3 separate regions of the Homo sapiens genome follow, and all the other regions are linked to region 1. A link is a loop called in an ENCODE intact Hi-C map of the cell type or tissue named here. Cell type or tissue: ascending aorta. All regions are shown on one strand. Region 1 holds the start of NPTX2 (neuronal pentraxin 2). Region 2 has its middle 43 kb from the start of TMEM130. Region 3 has its middle 32 kb from the start of BAIAP2L1.

Region 1 (8,000 bases):
CTATTCTGCTATTTACCCACCTCCTCATGGCAACTTGGCCACTGTGCAGAGGGAGGTTTACAGCCACCAAGGTCTCTCATGGAGCCCTCCTCTCGTTCCACAGTTCCCCTTTCGAGAGGCAAACTACCTTTAGTGTGCCAACTCCATAGCCCTGGGTGTCCCGAGGATCCACTGTGGCTCAGGCTGGGTCCACGGAGCCACGCTCACCTGTGCCTAGACGTTCCCTCCTCCTGTCATGGGAGGAGGGCCACAGCAACGGCTGCTTTACCTTCAGGGATGGCTCCTGAGGCCACCCAGCAACAGAGGGGAGACAGAAAGGAAGATTTTTTGGAAACTCAAGAATCTAACAGATCTAACAGGTAAGCCATACTCACCTTTTTCTGAGAAGGGCCAGGAAGAAAGGATAGGTTTTTCTGTAGGAAGAGACTAGGAAAGGGATGAAAGAGACCTGTGGCTTGTGGATGCTGGCTGTAAAATGGAACAGTAACACCAGCCCCTTCTCCATCTGCCCCACCTCGGCCAAAGTCATTGGATGTTCTGCTATTGGGCATCCTCCTATCAATGCATGAAACGGAGTCATGGGGAAGTGGCTTCATCAGCTTAGTGCATCTGGGAAAATTCCAGTCTTATAAACACCCACTACGGGCAAACCTACAACTTCAAACCCAAGCCACCCAGTGGTTTGGGGGTTGATGACGCAATCTGAATTATCCCCTGATCCCTCCCACTCTGTCTCCTGTGGGAGAAACTTACTCACCACAGTGTGAGCAGAGAAGAGAAAGATACACAGAATCCGCTGCCAGGACTAGTTAACAAAGGACTGAAACGCCCGTGTGGTTGCTTATCGAAGCTGGTCCTGGACACTTTCACTTTTCCCTGGATAATGCCAGTGGGGCTGGCAGCTCATTCCTGAGATGACCTTGTTCAGTCGCCTTTATTATTTGCTCACACACTCGGGAACCAGGCCCATGTGGTGTCACAATCCCTGCTGTCCATCAACCAGAATCGCATGTCTGACCACAAGTGGTGAAAATCAGGCCACTGCCAGACAGAGAAACAGGCCAGGCACACACCTCGCTCCAGCTCGGTGACCCTCTGCAGCAGCGCGTTCAGGGTGCTCTCGGTCTTCTGCCGGTGAGCCGAGGTCTCATTGTGCAGCAGGGACTTCTCGTCCTCCAGCTCTGCCACCTTGCGCAGAAGCTGCCTCTCCAGCTCCCCCAGCCGCTGCTGGAGCACCTCGCGGAAGTCGCCGGGCAGCCCAGCATTGGACACGTTTGCTCTGAGCTGGTGCTTTCAGCCACCGGGGAGGAGGGAGGGGCACAGAAAGAGTTAAAAAGAAATTGTGAAATGTGGCTGTGATGGCCCGACCACACAGGGAGAAGCTTCCAAAACGCAAGCCCTGAATCTTGCCACTGGCAGGCAGGGGAGCATCTCACTGATGCTTTTTTGGTATGGAAAAGATTTCAAAGTCAGATAAGAATTACTTTGCTGCAATATTTGAAACTTGTGAATCTAATTTTCCCTTCTCAAAAAGCCGTTTTTCTCCTCTTACTAAAAAGTCAATATTCTAACCAACGCCTAGAATTCTATGTTGGGTAGAGACCAAAACTCAGCTCCAGGATTTTTTTTCTTTTTTAAGAGTAAATCGATGGTTACACAAAGCCAAGGAGCTTTCACCTAGAAATGAAAACAGCCCCCAAGTTCCGGTCTGGCACCAAGGTAAATAACTATGCATGCAGAGATGTTTCTGGAAAATGACAGATCTAAAACGTTGCTATTCTGAACTCCAGCAATCTTTGTTTTTAATGCTGTTTCTAAATCCTCACTTCCTATTTCTCTTTCTCCCCTACCATCATGTGGTTCTGGAGGCTGTGGCAGGCTGCCTACCCATGAGTTCATGGCAAGCTATTTACCTTTCTCCACAAAGTGTTCCAAATTGTGAAATGCACATAATGGGACCTGCCTCATGCCATTCATTGTTCCAAGGATTAAAAAATTAAATGATGTGCCTGACTCATATTTAGTGCTCCAGAAATGTTAGCTGTTAGCAATCACAATGAATCAGGGGATATACAGATGCTGGAAATACTGTATTCAGCCCTCACGCCAAAAGAAACCCTAGAGTCATTTTTGCAATAATTACCACCTGTAATTTAAACCTAGTTTTGCTGAGAAGTATTTTCACAAAGGCTATTAACAGCAGTGTCCACACTTCTTAAAAAGGGTGGAGCCTAAAGATGAAAAATAATTGAAGATTTTTCTCTCAAAGTTCCAAACTGCACGCATTTTCAGAGATAGAGATGAGACGGAGGCGGGAGCGGGGGGCGGGGGGGGGGGACGGAGGGGGAGGGGGGGAGGGGGGGAGAGAGAGAGAGAGAAGGGAATGAGGTCCCTTCCCCTGAAGCAATCCGGAAGAGCACCTTAAAATGGTCCAACTTGCAGACACGGGAGTCTTTGAAGTTAACCAGAGGTTGCCCCTCTAATGCGCGCTCTGGGGTCGCCGGTGACCCCCTGCGCTCGCCTCCCTGCGACCTCCGCCCCCAGACTTCCGCCCCCTCTAGCTCAGCCTGACCTGATTTAAAGAAAGAAACACCACATGCCCGGGGCAGCTGACCTCCCGCGGCAGCCTCGCAGCAACCCGCACGGCCTGCGGGAGCGCATCCCGGCTCGCGGAGATTTGGAGATTTGCAAGAGGATAGAGGCTACCGCGTCCCCGGGTATTTGGCGCCCGCGGCTTGGCCGTCTGGGTTCGCTAGCCCGGACCTCGGGAAGTGCTCGGCGGATCCCGCTGGCAGTCCCGACGCGCGGGGGTGGAATTTAAACGTTTCCTTCCAGCAAGAGCAGCGGTGTGGGAAGGGATACCACGCAGGGGAGTTCCCGAGCAGGATCTAGATCCCCGCCTTTCACCCTCAAGTCCAGCTCACCCCCACGGACGATCACACCCTCCCCAGGGCCAGGCCCCCTTTCCCCATCCTCCCGAGTCTTCCGCCCCCGACTCGGGAGCGTCCCCATTCCAGGTCCCCCGCGCTCCCCGCGGGCCGCTACCTCGAGGCTCTCCAGGCGGTCCTTGAGGGTCTGCAGCGAGCGGCTGAGCTGCTCCACGACGTGGCCGGGGTCCCGCGGCAGGTCGCCCATAGTGTCCTTGCCCGTGGCCCCCGCGCCGCGCGCCTTGCCGCCCGCCAGCCCCTCGCAGCGCGCTAGCTTGCCCGTGAGCTCGCGGATGGCCTCGCGCTGCGCGCCCAGCGTCTCCTTCTGCTGCACGACGGTCTCGCGCAGCTGCAGCACCGCGGCCCTCAGCTCCTCCTCGGGACTCTGCGCGCCGCCCTGCATGGGCATCGCGGGCAGCGGGCAGCCGGCGTGCACCGCCTCTGGGGGCAGTGCCGTGCACACGAAGCGGCTACCGGGCGCCGGGCTGTCCTGGGCCCCAGCGGCCACGGCGAGCGCCACGCTGGCGGCCAGCAGCGCCAGCATCCCGCCGCCGCTGCCGCGCTCAGCTCGGCATGGGCGAGCGGGCGCCGTCGGGGCGCTCCGCGGGAGGCGCCTTCGCTGCTGGCAGTAGCCGCGCTGTCGTCTCGAGGGTCGCGTGCACCGCGGGGCAGAAGTCTCCTGCCGTCTCACAGCCGCACCCACCGCGCTGCTCGGCACTCTGGCCTGCCGGGTCCGCGCGCCCTTTCTTAAGCTGAGGGGCGGAGGGGGCCGGCGTGTGGGGCGCGCGCCACGAGCTCTGATTGGCTCGGCCGGGTGCGCGTCACGCAGTGGGCGGAGCGGGGCGGGGCGGGGGCGCTTTCCGTTGCGCGCCTGGCGGCCGGGCGGGAGCGTGGGCCGGAGCCTGAGGCGAGAGCGCGAGGTCCCGGGCTCTGCCTCAGGAAAGGAGGCCTGAGGTGGAAAACGACACTGGGGCTCTCGAGAGCCTCGGCTGGCCGTGCCCAGGCGCCCCTCGAACCCACCCGAGGACGCGGGCGTCACAGGCTGAGGAGAAAGTGGGAACCCCTCGGTGTCCCGGTGCCCCTTTCTCAGGGTGGCTTCTGGCGCGGCACGGGGCCTCGCTGCGCGTTTGCCGCCGCCCTCAGGGAGGCGTTTTCTCCAGCAGGAGCAGCCCCCCAGGCGGGACTCGAACCCCGACTGCCATCGCGAGCCACCCCCGCGGCAGGCGTGGGCCTTCTCGTCAAGGCCCGGCCACCTCACTCTCGAGGCGGGAAGGAGCCGCACGACGGCCGCCTCCGGATGCAACGGTCCCCGGGACGCGCTCCATGGCCCCGCCTCCACCCCCCGCGCCAACTCGGAAAACGCTCGGGAAGAATCCCGGGGGCCTCGGGGACCGGGACCAGGACCAGGCGCCGGACGCTGATGGGAAGGAGGGGACACCCGGAGTTAGGGACAAAGTCACGAGGCCACTCGCAGAGCCCTCGCGCGCGTGTTCATCGACTGCCCCCTGGGCGGTGACCTTATTCAGCAAGACCTGAGCTCAGGGGCGGGGTGACATCTAACTGGAGTCATCATGATGGAGCCACGTGGTCCAACAGTGCCCGGTCCTTGTAACCAGGAGGGCCCGCAGTGTCACCACTTCCTCGAAGTGAGGCCACTGCCCTCAGCTTCTTGGAGACAGCAGATATGAGCAGAAACCCCCAAAAGTCAGGAGCAAATTTGTTTCAGAATCTCTCCAAATCTGTGGCTTAAAACAAGTTCAGAGGGATTTTGGTGCACAGCTACAGACTGAGCTGGTTTACTGCACATTTATAAATGGAAATCTTTATTTCTTTTCCTCTCTATGTTTTTAAGAAATCCTGTTGCAAGGTCATTAATCACGTTATCCATTATACCACAAACAAATGGATTTGTCACTTGTGCGCAGAAGCCGAGGTTGATTCTGAAAGCAAATTGTACCAAAATAAATGAAATTATTATGATAATATAAACTAGACTGCAGTGATTAATCTCTAGAAACCAAATTCTGACCTGCTTTGCACTTCAAACAATAGCTTCTATTATGTAAATAGTTGTGGGGTTTTCAAGGACATTATTGCTAAATTATAAGAAAAGTTCTATTCTTGAAAATCTCTTCGTGGATAAAAATGAGAGACAGGAACCTGGTCTGCAAGGTATCCAAAGCAGAGGACAATGGAAGTAATGATGGTTCAGGTAAGAATATTCATTAGCAGAAAAAGGTATGGATGGGAGATTTGGGGTGAGTAATGGGCTCATGTTTCTGTTAGCCTGCATCCCCAGGAGGTGTCAGTTTCACCTTGTTAAGTATGACCTTGACTGGACTCATTCTTCCTACATCCTTTTTCAGCTGGATGAAAACTCGAAAAAGTTCAAATAAACCTACATATGCACAAATTACAATAATGAAGGCAACAGGGTTGCAAAGCACTTTATGCCTTGTTACATTTCAGATGATTCATAAGGCACCAAATCCAGACGTTTTCAAAATTATTCAGATAACGATGTGACTTTTCCATTTTCACTCATAGCTTTGATGTTCCTCTTTACTTGTAGACCTAGGTGGCCCTTAATTGGATGTGACAATAGAGTATTATCGTTCCTGTATTGTTCCATATATCCTTTCTTGACACACAGACTGATACATTCATATTTGCAACTACTTGAAGTAGAAGCTTGTTCCTTTAATAATTAAACAAAATCAAGTATCTTTCCAGAATTCTAATTTCCTCCTGAACAAAGAAAGCAGTGTACAAGAGTAAAAATAGCATATATCCCAATATAATTACTCCTAAACGTCTTAAAAGAGATTCCAGTATGAGAAGTGATCAGTGAAATTGCCAAAGCTCAAATGGAAAGACCCAGACATTTGAAATGTTATTTTCTTTGGAGGCAGTATAATTAGAGGCTTAGTTAACAGAGTACATGCTATTTACAGTTTTATTTTATCTTCCTGGTGCAATGAAAAGCCTGCTGGCTTAGGAATGAGGGATCTAGTGCTAATTCTAACTCTGTCACTAGCTAAGTGGTTTGGGGCAAGTCATTTCTCCTCTGGACTTCAGTTTTCTTGCATATAAGATAAGGGAGGGGCGGGGGTTGGGCACGGTGGTTCACACCTGTAATCCCAGCACTTTGGGAGCCCGAGGCAGGCAGATCACAAGGTCAAGAGATCGAGACCATCCTGGCCAACATGGTGAAACCCCGTCTCTACTAAAAATACAAAATTTAGCTGGGTGTGGTGGCGCCCGCCTGTAGTCCCAGCTACTTGGGAGGCTGAGGCAGGAGAATCGCTTGAACCCAGGAGGCAGAGGTTGCAGTGAGCCAAGATCATGCCACTGCACTCCAGCCTGGTGACAGAGCGTGACTCCATCTCAAAATAATAATAATAATTTTAAAAAGATAAGGGGATTAGACGCAACTGTCTAAAGGTGCTTTGGCTGTACTCAAGAGCATGATAGTTTGAAAAAGAAGGAATCACTGTTGGTGTGAGGAACGTTTCAGAAACTTGTTTTTTCTGTGTGTGTTATTAACCACCTGTAGCCAAAGGTGAATGTGGAAAGGCAGGGTCGTTTTGTAGTACAGCAGGTAAACCTTCATACACGGAGACGCCGTAGTTGTGGTTAAAACCTGCTTTCGACAACACGAAAGCTCATACTGGGTTTACTCACAGCACAACAACTTTGTCTACCTGAAAGATCCTGCATGTATGACTCATGCTACCCATGAGGATGGTTATGTGAGTGGCAGAGACCAGGGCCCACAGATTTTCCTCCACTTGAAAAGTCGTGCAGATCTGCAGCAGTGAATCAGCTCCACCTAATCTCTTAGTGTAACTGATGCTGCAGCATAGTAACCACCCACTCATTCACTATGTCGGCTGGTCCCAGGTCAGCTGTGAGCCCAGTATGGACTTAAACCGTGTGCTGGGAATCCTGATGAGCTCATTCCGCCTCCATTTTATTGCCCCATCTGTTTGGTTCTCTTGTTCTTCTCACATGCATTTTTATCTTGGTCTTCTGGGAAATGTGCTAATTTCCACCATGGTGTGAGAGGATCCCATCTCATACTTTCTTACATTTCCTTCTCTCTTTCTCAGTGCCACTTGGGAAGTCAAGAATGAGAGTGTGAGCTCTAACAGAATCCAAGGACAGCTTCCTGCAAACATGATTCGGGAACTGTCCTCGGTGCTGAATTTCAATTGGAAGGGGGAAATAGACGTGTGTGTGTGTGTGTGTGTGTGTGTGTGTGTAAAGTTCAGTGCAGATAAAATAGAATTTGGAAGCTCCAGAGGATCCCTACTAACACACATTTATGCTTAAAATGCTAAGACGCTTTCAAGAGTGGATTTTTTTCCCCACTAGATTGAACTGCATGGTAGTGTGGAAAGAGCTTGAGCTTTGGAGTCAGACAGCTTTAGTTTCAGTCCCAGTTTTATGACTTGCCACTTTACCTTGAGAGAATGATTTAACCTCTCCCAGCCTCAGTTTTCTCATCTCTAAAATCAAAGCTAAATTTACTACAAAATATTGTTAGGCTTGAGTGAGATAATGTAAGTGAACATGTTTGGCATATAGCCAGTGCACAATAGATGATAATTGTCCTTTTCTTCCCCTTTTCTCCACTGAATTTAGACCTGTATTATGTAAGTCCCTTTAAAAACAAAGTTGAAAAAAATTCTTCCCTTTCTGCAATATTCTTTAGAGTTAAATAAGGCAAGAATACTTAAGAAAGAACAGGCCAGCCTCCCAAGAGGAAAGACAAGGGATGAAAACTTCAGGAAAATATACTGGTGTCTCAGCAAGATAAAGATATACTACTTTGTGGGTTTTTTTTTTTTTAAAAAAAAGATAAAGCATGGTATTATTGAGCTTTAATCAGAGGATTCAGTCAAAGTGAACTGTTTCACACCTACACTTGGGATATATCACCAGACTATGTGCCTGGACCCAACTAAAAAATTTGTAATATTTAACATCTCAGTGATTCTGAATTTGTGTTGCTACGGGACCCAAATAGATATAAGCCCCTCAGATAAAGCAAAATGTTCTTGCTTCAGT
Region 2 (8,000 bases), 210 kb before region 1:
TTGATGTCCATTAGCTTATTTCATCCCCATATCAATCCTGTAATGAGGGTAGGATTATTCACGGCATTTTAAAGGTGAAGGAGCTGAGGCACAGAGAGGTTTAGTAACTTGTTCAAGGTCACACACCCAATAATTGACAGAACCAGAGCTAGGCAACCTGGCTCCAGAGGCCACGGTCAAACCAACTACAAGAAGTGATTTTCCAGCTGTTTGGATCATACAGTAAGAAGTACGTTTTACATTCAGCACATTACCTCCCCACCCACGCCTGAAAAAAGTTTATAAAGTATTGCTTACATTATCACATGGAAAGAATCCTGGTGTGTTCTATTCTAGACTGTTCTTTTTTAAAAAAAAAAAATTATAGATGGGATCTCACTATGTGGCCCAGGCTGGAGTGCAGTGCTGTGATCATAGCTCACTGCAGCCCCAACCTGCTGGGCTTAAGCCATCCTCCCACCTCAGCCTCCTGAGTAGCTGGGACTACAGGTGCACGCCACCATGATCGACTAATCTTTAAAATTGTCTATAGAGATGTGGGGGGTGGGTGGGGGGGGTCTTGCTATGTTGCCCAGGCAGGTCTCGAACTTCTGGCCTCAAACGATCCTCCTGCCTTGGCCTTCCAAAGTTCTGGGATTACAGGCATGAGTCACCACACCGGACTTAGATGGTTCTATTTTATTCTATCTCATTTAAGAAGATGCTGGTTCTGACCCCACCAAAGCTATTTCATGACCCATTCCACTATACTATTTTTACAAACCTTCTAGTAGAGAACATTTCAAACACACAAACGTGGAGGGAAAATAGAGGCCTCCTCCCATGTGACCTTATCACTCACCAGCAATTTTCAGCATGTTTTTGTTTTTTGTTTGTTTTTTGAGATGGAGTCTTGCTCTGTCACCCAGGCTGGAGTGCAATGGCGCGATCTCGGCTCACTGCAACCTCCGCCTCCCGGGTTCAAGCGATTCTCCTGCCTCACCCTCCCAAGTAGCTGGGATTACAGGTGTGCACCACCATGCTCGGCTGATTTTTGTATTTTTAGTAGAGATGGGGTTTCACCATGTTGGCTAGGCTAGTCTCACACTCCTGACCGCAAGTGATCCGCCCGACTCAGCCTCCCAAAGTGTTGGGATTACAGGGGTGAGCCAACTTGCCCTGCCAATTTTCAGCTTGTGGTCAATCCTGTTTCTTGCTAACCCTGCACACTTCCCCACCTGTGAGTTTTGCAGCATCTCCCAGACTTGATATCATTGAATCTGTAAATGTTTCAATCCTTGTCTTAGTGTGCAGGAACTGCCGTAACAAAATACCATAGACTGGGCAGCTTAAAAAGCAAACACTTGGCCGGGTGTGGTGGCTCACGCTTGTAATCCCCGGCATTTTGGGAGGCCAAGGCGGGTGGATCACAAGTTCAGAAGTTTGAGACCAGCCTGGCCAACACAGTGAAAGCTCATCTCTACTAAAAACACAAAAATCAGCTGGGTGTGGTGGTGGGCGCCTGCAATCCCAGCTACGCGGGAGGCTGAGGCAGGAGAATTGCTTGAACCTGGGAGGCGGAGGTTGCAGTGAGCTGCGATTGCACCACTGCACTCCAGCCTGGGTGATAGAAATAGACTCCATATCAAAAAAAAAAAAAAAAAAAGGCAGACACTTATCTTCTCACAGTTCTGGAGGCTGGACATCCAAGATCAAGGTTCTGCTAAGACTGATTTCTTTTTTTTTTTTTTTTGAGACAGAGTCTTGCTCTTGTTGCCCAGGCTGGAGTTCAGTGGCACCATCTTGGCTCACTGCAACCTCTGCCTCCTGGGTTCAAGTGATTCTCCTGCCTTAGCCTCCCGAGTAGCTGGGATTACAGGCACGTGCCACCACGCCAGCCTTTTTGTATTTTTAGTAGAAATGGGGTTTTGCCGTGTTGGCCAGGCTGGTCTTGAACTCCTGACCTCAAGTGATCCATCCACCTTGGCCCCCGAAAAAGAGCTGGGATTACAGGCATGAGCCACTGAGCCCAGCCCTTCTAGGGTTGATTTTTCTTTCCCTTCCCCACTTCCACCTCCCCTCCCCTTCCCTCTCCTCCCCTCCCCTTTCTCCCTTCTTTTAGGAGACAGGGTCTTGCTCTGTCACCCAGGCTGGAGTGCAGAGGCACAATCATAGCTTACTGCAGCCTCAACTTCCCAAGCTCAAGGGCCGCTTCTCGCTATGTCCTCACACGACTTTCCTTGGTGCCTGTGTGCAGAGGCGCACTGGCATCCTCTTCCTTTTATAAGGACACCAATCCTATCAGATCAGGACCCCACACTCATGACCTCATTTACCTGAATTACCTCCTTATAGATCTCATCTCCGAATACAGCCACACTAGGGGTCAGGCTTCAACATATGAATTCAACTTACTGAATGTCTGGACACAAACATTCAGCCTGTAATGGTCTGTACCAGTTTTAGCAAAGATGTCCTCCCTCAGTGGGGAGAAGATGGGGATATCAGGTACTTAGAGGGCTGGAGTGAAGAGGACAGACAGAAAGGTGCTAGGGTCTGGCCATGCATGGTGGCTTATGCCTGTCATCCCAGCACTTTCGGAGGCTGAGATAGGAGGATCGCTTCAAGCAAGGAATTTGAGACCAGACTGGGCAACATAGTCAGACCCCATGTCTACAAAAAGTTTAAAAATAAGCCGAGGACGGGCTCGGTGGCTCACACCTGTAGTCCCAGCACTTTGGGAGGCCGAGGTGGGTGGATCACGAGGTCAAGAGATAGAGACCATCCTGGCCAACATGGTGAAACCCGGTCTCTACTAAAAATACAAAAATTAGCTGGGCATGGTGGCGCATGCCTGTAGTCCCAGCTACTCAGGAGGCTGAGGCAGGAGAACCGCTTGAACGCAGGAGGCAGAGGTTGCCGAAAGCGTCGTGCCACTGCACTCCAGCCTGGCAACAGAGTGAGACTCCGTCTAAAAAAAAAAAAAAAAAAGCCGGGCATAGTGGCATGCACCTGTAGTCCCACCTACTAAGGAGGCTGAGGCGGGAGGATCACTTGAGTCCAGGAGTTCCAGGCTGTAGTGAGCTATGATCGCACCAGTGCACTGCAGCCTGGGCTACAGAGTAAGACCCTGTCTCTAAAAGAAAAAAGGTGCTAAGGTCTGCTCACGAAGGTCTGGTACACCTGGAGAGGAGGAGAGGGAGGCAGGGGAGGTAACAGGCCCTGTCTGTAACGCCAGCTGTAACAGAGAGCTGTCTGCGGAGCATTCTGGGGTGTTAAGGGCCCCTGTGCTTTGTGCCTGAGAGGGACTGTACTCATGGGCTGGAATGAAGACCTCAGGAGACCTGAGCTCCTGTTCCCCAGGATCACCACATGGCTTAGGCAAGCTGATTGTCTTTCTGACCTCAGTTTCCCCTCCGTAAAACCAGAAGTTTCAGATCAGCATGCCCAGCTCATCGATTCCTGGATTTCCACCACTGCGGCTCAAGATCAGGGCTTGCACACAGGCAAATGCCAGCAGGTCTCTCCAGGTTGTGCGTTTTTATTTTTTTAGAGACAGTACCTCACTGCAGCCTTGACCTCCCAGCCTCAAGGGATCCTCCTGCCTTAGCCTCCCAAGTAGCTAGGACTACAGGTGCATGCAACGATGTCTGGGTACATTTATTTTTCTTTTTTGTAGAGATGGGTGGGGGAGGGTCTCACTATGTTGCCCAGGCTGGTCTTGAACTCTTGGCCTCAAATGATCCTTCTGCCTTGGCCTCCCAAAGCACTGGGATTATAGGCATGAGCCATTATGCCAGGCCCTCTGGGTTGTTTCTGGGAGGATGGAGGGATCCAGTGTCTTAGGGGAGGAAGTTGAGGGCCACCTGGAGCAGGGCTGGAAGGGGGCATAGTCCTTGCTGATGGGGAAGATTACGTTAGAGATGGGGGTGGGGAGTGGGGGAGGGGGTTAGCAACCCCCTGATGGGCCATTCTGATGAAAAGTGGAGTGTTAAGACCAGGTCCTGAGGGGGTAGGAGAAGGGGTCAGGGACAGCTCTCAGAGGCAGGATTGGCTGAGGGACGTCCAGGGCCAGGTGGCCTTGTTTCAGTTTAAAGGTGTCCAGGGCTGTGCTGGAGCCCGGAAAAAGCCGCCTACAGGCAGCGTTGAGTCCCTGAAGCTCTGTGGATGTGACGTCTGGCCGAGAAGGACGGCTGGCACAGGGCACTCCCTGTAGCAGGGCAGATGGAGAATTCAGCGAGAGCCAGAACTGAGTGCCAGATGGGCCTGGAGCCGTGTCAGCCTGCTGAGAATCCCCGGAGAGCCGACGGGCACCAAGCCCAGTGTTGTTGAAATGTGGCAGGACAAGGTGACCCCAGATGGCCGGCAGGCTTGAGGGTGAGGAAGAGGCTGGCAGATGGGCCAATGGTGGGAGAAAGTCTGTGCTGTGATTTCAGCTGGGTTCCCCAAACTCGCCCCCGTGCTTGCACACGGCCAGCAGGTACGCACACCTGTGTAGGTGTGCACACCACGGTGCGACCGCAGACACGCAGACACCTGGGGCGGCAGGCCTGCCTCCGCCTCCAGCTCTCACCACCGACATCCTCTGTTCCTAGAGGTGTGTTGTCCTAGAAATCCCTTTGCCGTTCGAGGATTTCTTGGATGCTGCGGCCAATTTTCATTCCTGCCACGAAGCTTCTCCGCAGACCCTGCCAGGAACATCTCTTTTTCATTTATTTCGGGCACAGGAGAAGCAGCAAGAGGAAGAACCCTGCAGACGTCTCCGTGGTATTTTCATCAACACGGCAGCCTCCTGAGCACGTACACCCTGAAGCCAGGGCCTGGCTCCAAAGAGCGGTGGGACCAGAGCCCCTCGCGGGGAGGCAGGGAAGCTGTGTGGAGGGGAGCACACCTCCCTCCCTCCCTCTCTCCTTCCCTCCCTCCCAGATCTGGCCCTTAGCACCTGCCTGACTCCCATGTCTTCTGTCCTGTGGGGGCAGGGGCCATGACTGGGTGCTCCACCTTTGTAGCTCCAGTGCCTAGGATGGAACCTGGCCCACTGGGTTGTGTTAGTTCAGGTCCTTTGGAATCAGAAGTCAAGAGAGATTTTATTTGGGGAATCACCTATATAGTGAATTAAATAATGTCCTTCTCAAAAGTTTATGTCCACCCAGATCTCAGAATGTAACTATTTGGAAACAGGGTTGTATTAATCCATTCTTCCCCCTACTTTTTTTTTTTTTTTTTTTTTTTTTTTTGAGATGGAATCTTGCTCTGTCACCCAGGCTGGAGTGCGATGGCGCCAACTCGGCTCACTGCAAGCCCTGCCTCCTGGGTTCAAGGGATTCCCTGCCTCAGCCTCCCAAGTAGCTGGGACTACAGGCACCCCCACCACACCCGGCTAGTTTTTTGTATTTTTAGTAGAGACAGGAGTTCACCATCTTGGCCAGGCTGGTCTTGAACTCCTGACCTCGTGATCCACCCACCTCGGCCTCCCAAAGTGCTGGGATTACAGGCATGAGCCACCACGCCTGGCCTGTATTAGTCCATTTTGTTTTGCTATATGGGAATACTTGAGGTTGGGTCATTTATGAAGAAAAGAGGTTTATTTGGCTCACGGCTCTGTGGGTTGTGCAAGCACAGCACTGGTGTCTGCTTCTTGTAAGAACCTCAGGAAGCCTCCAATCATGGCAGAAGGCAAAGTGGGAGCAGCCAGGTCACATGGCGAGAGAGGGAACAAGAGAGTGAGGAGGAGGTGCCAGGCTCTTTTTACCAATCAGATCTCACAGTAATTAATAGAGCAAGAATTCACTCATGACCATAGGGTGGGCACCAAGCCATTCATGAGGAACCCACTCCCACGACCCAAACACCTCCCACCAGGCCCCACCTTCAACATGGGGAATCATGTTTCAACATGAGATTTGGAGGTGACAAACATCCAAACTATACAACGGTCTGTGCAGGTATAATTAGTTAAGAATCTCAAGGTGAAATTATCTTGGATTTAGGGAAGACTCTAAGACCAATGACAGGTGTCCTTAGAAGAAGAGCTTAGAACACTGACATGCACAGAGAACAAAGCCATATGACAAGACAGACAGGGATTGGAGCAATGGGTCAACAAGCCAAAGAACACAAGGATTTGCCAGCAGTCACTAGAAGCTAGAAGAGACAGCCAGGCATGGTGGTGGCACATGCTTGTAGTCCCAGCTACTCGGGAGGCTGAGGCAGGAGAATCTCTGGAACCTGGGAGGCGGAGGTTGCAGTGAGCCGAGATTACACCAAGATTGCACTCCAGCCTGGACATCAAAGCGAGTCTCCATCTCAAAAAATAAAATAAAATAAAATAAATTTAAAAATAGGCCAGGCACGGTGGCTCACGCCTGTGATCCCAGCATTCTGGGAGGCCGAGGCGGGTGGATCACCAGGTCAGGAGATCGAGACCATCCAGGCTAACATGGTGAAACCCCGTCTCTACTAAAAATACAAAAAAACAAAATTAGCCGGGCATGGTGGCGGGCACCTGTAGTCCCAGCTACTCGGGAGGCTGAGGCAGGAGAAAGGCATGAACCCGGGAGGTGGAGCTTGCAGTGAGCCGAGATCACGCCATTGCTCTCCAGCCTGGGCGACAGAGTGAGACTCTGTCTCAAAAAAAAAAAAAAAAAAAATCAGCGCAGGGAAAGGATGCAGGGGGCAGAGTCCAGGAGGATTCAGCACATGGAGTTTCCAGTTGTCCCGTCCTTTGGAGTCATGGCTAGCATTCCCAACAATGATGCGTGACGACGTGCATGGAGTATTGCTAACCAGGGCAGCTCACCTGAGCCTTGGTGTCCAGTTTTTACTGGGGCTTGGTCATATAGACATGGCTGATGCCTGATGTGGCTGACAATCCCCATCCCCTCTGGAGGTCAAGCTGATGCTGTGTAGCCCAAAGCCTCCACCATAAGTCATGTACGTTGTTAGATTGCATAGCCCCAGGCCCCCAGGTAAACGAAGACATTCTTACCAGACAGGATGTTCTAAGGGCTTAGAGCTCACCTCCCGGGAGCTGGTGGTAAAAGCCATACCACTCTTTGGATAAAGTTAATTCTTTTTTTATTTTTATTTTTTATTTTAATTAATTAATTAATTTTTGACACAGAGTCTCGCTCTGTCACCCAGGTTGGAGTGCAGTGGTGCAATCTTGGCTCACTGCAGCCTCCACCTCCCAGGCTTAAGCAATCCTCCCACCTCAGTCTCCTGAGTAGCTGGGATTACAGGCACCCGTGACCACGCCCGGCTAATCTTTGTATTTTTAGTACAGACAGGGTTTCACCCTGTTGACCAGGTTGGTCTCGAACTCCTGGCCTCAAGTGATCCACCTGCCTCGGCCTCCCAAAGTGCTGGGATTACAGGCGTGAGCCACCGTGCCTGGCCATCTTTTATTTTTATTTTTAAATTAATTGTTTATTTTTTGAGATGGAGTCTCACTCTGTCACCCAGGCTGGAGTACAGTGGTGTGATCAGAGCTCACTGCAGCCTCCAACTCCTGGGCTCAAGCAATCCTCCTGCCTCAGCCTCCTGGGTAGCTGGGACTACAGGTCCACCACCATGTCTGACTGATTTTTAAATTTTTTTTGTAGTGATGATATCTTGCTATGTTGCCTAGGCTGGTCTCAAACTCCTGGCCTCAAGTAATCCTCCCACCTTGGCCTCCCAAAATGCTGGGATTCCAGGCGTAAGCCACTGCACCTGGCCTAGGATAAGGTTAATTCTTTACTACACACAAGTCAAGGGACCTCAAACAAGATACTAAAACCTCTCAGCACCTCAGTGTCCACATCTGCAAAATGGGCATGTGAGCACCTTCCTTCTAGTATTGTCAGGAGGGGGATTATGCAAAAGAGCATCTAGGAAAGGTTCCAGTCCAGGGCCTGCCATACAGCAGGCACTCAATGCACTCTTTTTTTTTTTAACGGAGCCTCATTCCGTCGCACAGGCAGGAGTGCAGTGGTGCAATCTCGGTTCACTGCAATCTCTGCCTCCCGGGTTCAAGCGAT
Region 3 (8,000 bases), 180 kb after region 1:
CTCTAGCCTGGGCGACAGAGGGAGACTATCTCAAAAAAAAAAAAAAAAAAAGTCAGCAGAATGCTACAAGTCGCCATTTTTGGAGTGAGAAGCGGGTACGGGTTTACCAGTAGATCACTCTTCTGGGGAAGCTCTTTGGTGCAGACCACAAAGGACCACCTCTAAGGTTCAAGTGATCCTCCTGCCTCAGCCTCCCAAGTAGCTGGAATTACAGGTGCAAGCCACCGCACCCTGCTAATTTTTGTATTTTTGTAGAGATGGGGTCTCATGGTATTGGCCAGGCTGGTCTTGAACTCCTGACCTCAGGTAATCCTCCCACCTCGGCTGTCCAAAGTCCTGGGATTACAGTCATGAGCCACGGCACCTGGCCCCTTGCTAATTTTTAAACTTTTTTGTAGAGATGGAGTCTCACTATGTTGCCCAGGCTGGTCTTGAGCTCTTGGCCTCAAGCAGTCCTCCCGCCTCAGCCTCCCAAAGTGCTGGGATTACAGGCATGAGCCACCATATCCAGCCCCAGAAGGGCAATTATTACACAGTGACAGTGGAAGGAACAGACACAGCCGGTGGGTGGTGGGAAGATAAGAGCATTCACTCTGATGGCTTCTAATAACATTAGAGATGTAAGCTTCAGCTGAGCAGAAGGGAGGGAGGGGAGGAAGCACAGGAAGTTTGAGGAGAGAGACAGGAAGTATGAAATCGCTGTTGCAAACTTCCTGGGGGAATGTAGAGGGGTTGCCGGGCAGCCCATTTGAAGTCTGTGAAATTAAAGTGAAAGCCCAGCCAGGCCGAGCACGGTGGCTCACGCCTGTAATCCCAGCACTATGAGAGGCCGAAGTGGGTGGATCACCTGGGGTCAGTAGTTCGAGACCAGCCTGGCCAACATGGTGAAACCCCATCTCTACTTAAAATATAAAAATTAGCCAGGCGTGGTGGCGGGCACCTGTAATCACAGCTACTCAGGAGGCTGAGGCAGGAGAATGGCTTGAACCCTTAAATGGTTCCCCCCAGCAAGAGTGACATGAACGAGCTGGATCTATTGCATCTGCATCTGGACAGCCAAGCCCCACTGGGAAAGCACACACTCAGCTAAACTTTCACTTTATTTATTCATCTATGTATTCATTGCAGTGAGCCAAGATCGTACCACTGCACTCCAGCCTGGGTGACAAGAGCGAAACTCTGTCTCAAAAAAAAAAGTGAAAGTGCAGCCAGATATTGTGGCTCACACCTGTAATCCCAGCACTTTGGGGGCGTTGAGGTAAGGAGGATTGTTTGAGGCCAGGAGTTCAAGAGCAGCCTGGACAACATGGCAAGACCTCATCTCTACAGAAAATTAGAAAATTAGCTGGGCGCAGTGTGGTGCATGTCTGTGATCCCAGCTCACAGGGAGGCTGAGGTGGGAGGATCGCTTGAGCCCAAGAGGTGGAGGCTGCAATGAGCTCTGCTCACACCACTGAACTCCAGCCTGGGCAACAGAGTGAGACTCTGTCTCTAAAATAAATAAATAAATAAGTAAATGAATAAATAGACGAATAAATAAAGTGATGCTTGACTGTCCAGGTGCAGATGCAAGAGATCCGGCCCATTTGTGTCACCCTTGCTGAGGGGAACAATGTCAGGAGAAATACAAAGGAGTTTTTTTTTTGTTTGTTTGTTTGTTTTGAGACAGAGTCTTCCTCTGTGGCCCAGGTTGGAGTGCAGTGGTGTGATCTCGGCTCACTGCAACCTCCAACCTCCCAAATTCAAGCGAGTCTCCCTCCTCAGATTCCCGAGTAGCTGGGATTACAGGCGTCCGCCACCACACCTGGCTAATTTTTATATTTTCAGTAGAGATGGGGTTTTGCCATGTTGGCCAGGCTGGTCTCGAACTCCTGACCTCAAGTGATCCACCTGCCTCGGCCTCCCAAAGTGCTGCAATTACAGGTGTGAACCACCTCGCCCTGCAGGAGTTGATTTTAATTATGAACCACGATTAAGGAAGGCAATGACCATATAGAGAGTGGCAGTGAGGCGTTGAGGCCAAGCAGAGAGTTCTGGAACGAGAAAGGAGAGGTCAGCCGGGAGCTGTCTGAAGTCTCCTTTCCGGGTGATGAAGGGTCCCAGGTGTGACCGCGGGGAGGGGTAGCTGAGAGGCACATTGGAAAAGCTCACTGGAGCTGCAGCTGTCCTGGTGCCCAGAGAGACTGGGAGTAGCCTGGCCTGTCCACATGGGTGATGAACGCCCTCGGGCACAAGACGGCAAAAAGAATGGAGAACACGGTCAACCAGGAGACCAGGTCCTCAATGGATGAGGAGGTACAAGCGGAAGACCAGCAGACAGCAGTCACCGAGAGGGTCAGCAGGTGACTCTGCTGCCTTTGGAAGAGAAATATCTTGGATGTGACCACAGGAAGCATGGAGGATATGGACCCTACCTTAGCTTCTGTGGTACATGGGGTATAAAAGGAGAAAGAGTCCCTGCACCAGACAGTGCCGGGGGAAGTGGGGTCCTGAGGGACCAGCGTGGTCAGAGGGAGCGGACCCTCCTGCACGAGACTGAGTGGCGGCTCCAGAGCCGATGATGTCATCAGAGGAGCTGGGGCAGGATGGGGGGTGAGGAGGAGGGTCCAGTCACATTAGGCAATGCACAGATCTCGGGGGAGGGCCCATGGCACAGAGGCTCTGTCCTTTGAGGGTGACTGAACCAACAAGGGGAAAGCCAGGCATGATGAAAATAGCCGTGGATGGCCGGGCATGTTGGCTCACGCCTGTAATCCCAGCACTTTGGGAGGCCGAGGCTGGTGGATCACCTGAGGTCAAGAGTTTGAGACCAGCCTGGCCAACATGGGGAAACCCCGTCTCTACTAAAAATACAAAAATTAGCCAGGCATGGTGCCAGGTGCCTGTAATTCCAGCTACTTGGGAGGCTGAGGCAGGAAAATCGCTTGAACCTGGGAGGTGGAGGTTGCAGTGAGCTGAGATCCGGCCACTGCACTCCAGCCTGGGCAACAAGAGCGAAACTCTGTCAGGAAGGGAAGGGAAAGGGAGGGGAGGGGAGGGGAGGGAAGAAAGAAAGAGAGAGTGGAAGAAAAGAAGAAAGGAAGGAGGGAGGGAGGGAGGGAGGGAGGGAAAGAGAAAGAAAAGAGAAAGAAAGGAAAGAAAGAAAGAAAGAGAAAGAAAGAATGAAAGAAAGAAAGAAGGAAAGAAAGAAAGAAAGAAAGAAAGAAAGAAAGAAAGAAAGAAAGAAAGAAAGAAAGAAAGAAAGAAAGAAAGAAAATAACGATGGATGACCTCAGACGGCCACAGGTGACATTTCAAGCCGTGAGTTTGAAGAGTGTGGGTGCTCCAGGCAACTGTGGGGTGACTGCTCCTCCTGGTGGCCATATTTGGCTAAAGCAAGTACAAGTCGAGACACACCTGGTGCCATCTCCTGAAAGCAACAGTAACCACGACAACAAGGCCAGGTGCAGAACCCAGGTCTCCCCTCATTATTGGAACCTGTGGAGAGATCATGAACCTATTCCCCAATAAGTTAATTTTCAGGGGTAAAAAAAAAACCAACAATCTCCCACAGTGTCACTTTTCCCAGGAACATGTGTACATGAATGGCTTAAAAACTGTTGCCTTTGACAGAGAAATGTACCAACCCCCAATTGTAGAATATTTAATTGAGGAAAGATCTCATTAACAGATGTAAGTGTAGAGTCTCAGCTTCAGAATTTCCCTTCAGTGTTTTCTTATAAAAACTTTTGAGGTGTGGGGCTTACACCTGTAATCCTAACACTTTGGGAGGCCGAGGTGGGAGGATCGCTTGAGGACAAGAGTTTGAGACCAGCCTGGGTAATTAGCCAAATGTGGTGGAGCGCACCTGTAGTCCCAGCTTCCTGGGAGGCTGAGAAGGGAGCTTCCCTTGATCCCAGGAGTTCAAGGCTGCAGTGAACTAGGATCACATCGCTGCACTCCAGCCTGGGAGACAGAGAGAGACCCTGTCTCTAAAAAATAAATGAATTATGAGGCATGAGAATGGTATGAACCTGGGAACCAGAGCTTGCAGTGAGCAGAGATCACGCCACTGCACTCCAGCCTGGGCGACAGAGCGAGACTCTGTCTCAAAAAAAAAAAAAAAAGAATTAAAAATTTTTAGGAAATGTTCAAACTTAATGAAAAGTTGAAAGAATTTTGCAGTGAACATCCATATACCCACCCCTGAATTCTACAATTAACATTTCATTATGCTCAGTTTATCATATAATCTATTCAACCATCCATCCCTCAAACCATTCAATTTTGAGGCATTTCAAAATGAATTGTGGCAGTAGCACATTTCACCCCTAAACACTTCAGCACACATATTATAACAAGACTCTCATATTTATTTATAGTCCTTTTTTCTTTAGATATAAAATATGCATATAGGTCAGGCACGGTGGCTCACTCCTGTAATCCCAGCACTTTGGGAGGCCAAGGCGGGTGGATCACTTGAGTTCAGGAATTCGAGATCAGCCCGAGCAATATGGTGAAACCCTGTTTCTACTAAAAATACAAAAATTAGCTGGGCATGGTGGTACACACCTGTAATCCCAGCTACTCAGGAGGCTGAGGTGGGAGAATCACTTGAACCCGGGAGGCAGAGATTGCAGTGAGCCGAGATGGCACCACTACACTCAGAGCGAGACTGTCTCAGAAAAAAAGACAGAAAGCACATAAGTCTCTTCCTTTTTGCTTCGATGTGTTCCTGAAGATCATGTTGCAATATGGATCATATTTTTCCAATGAATAAACTTGCAATCCAGACCAGAGACAGAGCATCATCTAAATCATGGCTTTAAATAATAACATAGCATAAAAGAAAAGAATCAAATATTCTAGGCTAGGCATGGTGGCTCATGTAATCCCAGCACTTTGGGAGGCCAAGGCAGGAGGATCACTTGAGTTCAGGAGTTCAAGACCATCATGGGCAACACAGTGAAACCCCTGTCTCTACAAAAATAAAATTTGTAATGAATATAGTAAAATGTACAAATCTTATGTATACCACTCAATAAATTCTAACAAATGCATGCACCCATATAACCCATATTTCCATCAAGACAGGACATCACCATCATCCCACAACTTCCCCTGTATACCTTCTCAGTCGATCCACTCCCACCTGCCAATCAGGCAACCACCGATCTGATTATTCCTGTTATAAATTAGTTTCAGCCTGTTCTACAACTTAACATAAATTGAATCATAAAGTATGGACTCTGGTGTAGCAGCATCAGAATTCAAAAAGCTACCCAGAGGCCAGGTGCAGTGGCTCACACCTGTAATCCCAGCACTTTGGGAGGCTGAGGCAGACAGATCACTTGAGGTCAGGAGTTCAAGACCAACCTGGCCAACATGGCAAAACCCCGACTCAACTAAAAATACAAAAATTAGCCAGGTATAGTGGCGTGTGCCTGCAGTCCCAGCTACTTGGGAGATTGAGGTGGGAGAATCACCTGAACCCGGGAGGCAGAGGTTGTGGTGAGCTGAGATTGTACCACTGTACTCTAGCCTGGGTAACAAAGTGAGACCCTGTCTCAAAAAAGAAAGAAAAAGAAAAGAAAAAGGTACCCAGGTGATTCTAGGCTGGGAACTTTTGCTCAGACCCAAGCCTGTTCCCAGGTTCCAGGTGACAGCAATTTGGCTCTGGTCTGCGGTCACAGCTAATTGGCTACAGATCTGTGACTAGATCTCAGGTCTCCTTGCTGTTCACCCTCTGTTTACTGTGCAACAACAGGGTTTCTTCTAGAAGAGTAGTTCTCAACGTTAGCACCCATTATATTCTCTGGAGGTCCATACCTCTGGGATAGGGCTCAAGAATCTGCATTTTTGGTCAGGCACAGTGGCTCACACCTGTAATCCCAGCACTTTGGGAGGCCGAGGTGGGAGGATCGCTTGAACCCAGAAGTTCAAGACCAGCCTGGGCAACATGGCGAGACCCCGTCTCTACAAAAAAAATACAAAAATTAGCTGGGCGTGGTAGTGCGCGCCTGGAGTCCCAGCTACTTGGGAAGCTGAGGTAGGAGGATCACTTGAGCCCAGCGGGTGGAGTTTGCAGTGGGCTGAGATTGCACTACTACACTCCAGCCTGGGCAACAGAGCAAGACTCTGTCTCAAAAAATAAAAACGAATTTGCATTTCTAATCAGCTCCCAGGTGATGATGAATCTACAGATTCAGGGTTTGCAGCTGAGAACCACTGTTCTAAAAGCCAGTTATGTAAAATTAGCTGGGCGTGGTGGCGGGCACCTGTAATTCCAGCTACTCGGGAGGCTGAGGCGGGAGAATCACTTAAATTTGGGAGGCAGAGGTTGCAGTGAGCCGAGATCGTGCCTCTACATTCCAGCTTGGGAGACAGAGCAAGACTCTGTCTCAAAAAATAATAATAAATAATAATAATAAAATAAAAGCCAATTGCAATTACTGTTGGATTTCCATTGGAAAGACTGTTGGAAACCAACCTGTCATTTCTTTTTTTTTTCTTTTTTTTGAGACAGAGTCTCTCTCTGTCCCTAGGCTGGAGTGCAGTGGCACGATCTCAGCTCATTGCAAGCTCCGCCTCCCAGGTTCACGCCATTCTCCTGCCTCAGCCTCCCGAGTAGCTGGGACTACAGGTGCCCACCACCACACCCGGCTAATTTTTTGTGTTTTTAGTAGAGACAGTGTTTCACCGTGTTAGCCAGGATGATCTCGATCTCCTGACCTTGTGATCCGCCCGCCTCGGCCTCCCAAAGTCCTGGGATTAAAGGCGTGAGCCACGTGCCTGGCCAAACCAACCTGTCATTTCTACATCACAACAAGAAAGAGTTGGGGTGAGCTAGTCTCTAATGGTGACCACGTGACTGTGATGAGTCCTGACCCCACGCTTCCTGAAGATCTTTCTTAACATCCCTGCTCGGCAACCATTCATCAAGACTTCCTTGCGTGTGTTTCAGCAAAAGTATTCCCACCTCGCTTCATTGTCTCTTTATTTTTTTAATTTTTATTTATTTATTTATTTTTTGAGACGAGTTTTGCTCTTGTTGGCCAGGCTGGAGTGCAATGGCATGATCTCGGCTCACTGCAACCTCCACCTCCTAGGTTCAAGCGATTCTCCTGCCTCAGCCTCCCGCGTAGCTACAATTACAGGCACCCACCACCACGCCCGGCTAATTTTTGTATTTTTAGTAGAGACAGGGTTTCACCATGTTGTCCAGGCTGGTCTCAAACACATGACCTCAGGTGATCCGCCTGCCTTAGCCTCCCAAAGTGCTGGGATTACAGGCGTGACCCACCGCGCCCCGCCAGCCTCATTTTCTCTTTAACTGGGGGGAGTCTTCCTCTTCTCTCTGCTGACTCATTGACATGCGTATCTCACTGTGGCTGGGGCTCCTCCTCCATTCAGCCTAGTTAATCTACTTCCAAGGGCTGGGAGCAGCCCAGTGCAGAACTATCCCCCAGGACAGAGCCCCCCACCACTGCTCCATAGGCAACATGGGGTGAAAGAGATAGTTTTAGGGCAACATACTATACCTTTTTTTTTTTTTTTTTGAGATGGAGTCTGGCTCTGTTGCCCAGGCTAGAGTGCAGAGATGTGATCTCGGCTCACTGCAATCTCCGCCTCCCAGGTTCAAGTGATTCTCCTGCCTCGGCCTCCCAAGTAGCTGAGATTACAGGCACCCACCACCTTGCTCAGCTAGTTTTTGTATTTTTAGTAGAGATGGGGTTTCACCATGTTGGCCAGGCTGATCTCGAACTCCTGACCTCTGGTGGTCCTCCCACCTCGGCCTCCCAAAATGCTGGGATTACAGGCGTGAGCCACCATGCCCGGCCCCATCCTATTTTTTTAAATACTTCTGAATTGATTTTAGTGTACCTTAGGAAAATAGCGAACCCATGAATTCACACACACTATACATTATTTAAACTGTTTCCCCTCTAAATAAATTTAAGTTTAAAAAAGAAATTGATTGGAAAGACCAATATTGATGGACTTATAAAAACAGGAGCCTG

The links. Peaks named below come from ENCODE experiments on the same cell type or tissue, not always from the same donor. Only the 100,000 strongest peaks of a DNase experiment are listed, where the experiment ranks them.
Region 2: a loop joins it to region 1, with 7 times the contacts of the local background. A loop is called at or near these places in 6 of 110 quality-filtered maps.
Region 3: it touches region 1 in a loop (4-fold over the local background); 6 of 110 quality-filtered maps call a loop at or near these places.

The regions. Positions count from the first base shown.
Region 1 is chr7:98,612,933-98,620,932 of GRCh38, reverse strand. It overlaps NPTX2 (neuronal pentraxin 2), which reads right to left and starts at 3,648. Exons shown (of 5, transcript NM_002523.3): 1 at 3,046-3,648; 2 at 1,074-1,290. The coding sequence starts at 3,471. RefSeq lists an enhancer at 2,194-2,820. In ascending aorta, a CTCF peak has its summit at 3,339; DNase peaks (open chromatin) are centred at 3,305, 3,712 and 4,349; H3K4me3 peaks cover 3,807 bases; H3K27ac peaks cover 1,338 bases.
Region 2 is chr7:98,823,166-98,831,165 of GRCh38, reverse strand. No RefSeq gene overlaps it. Among named protein-coding and RNA genes, the nearest start is that of TMEM130, 43 kb to the left of the region's middle. RefSeq lists an enhancer at 4,449-5,024. In ascending aorta, a CTCF peak has its summit at 4,128; a DNase peak (open chromatin) is centred at 4,235; H3K4me3 peaks cover 356 bases; H3K27ac peaks cover 3,398 bases.
Region 3 is chr7:98,428,844-98,436,843 of GRCh38, reverse strand. No RefSeq gene overlaps it. Among named protein-coding and RNA genes, the nearest start is that of BAIAP2L1, 32 kb to the right of the region's middle. In ascending aorta, a CTCF peak has its summit at 3,371 (motif pointing left); a DNase peak (open chromatin) is centred at 3,353.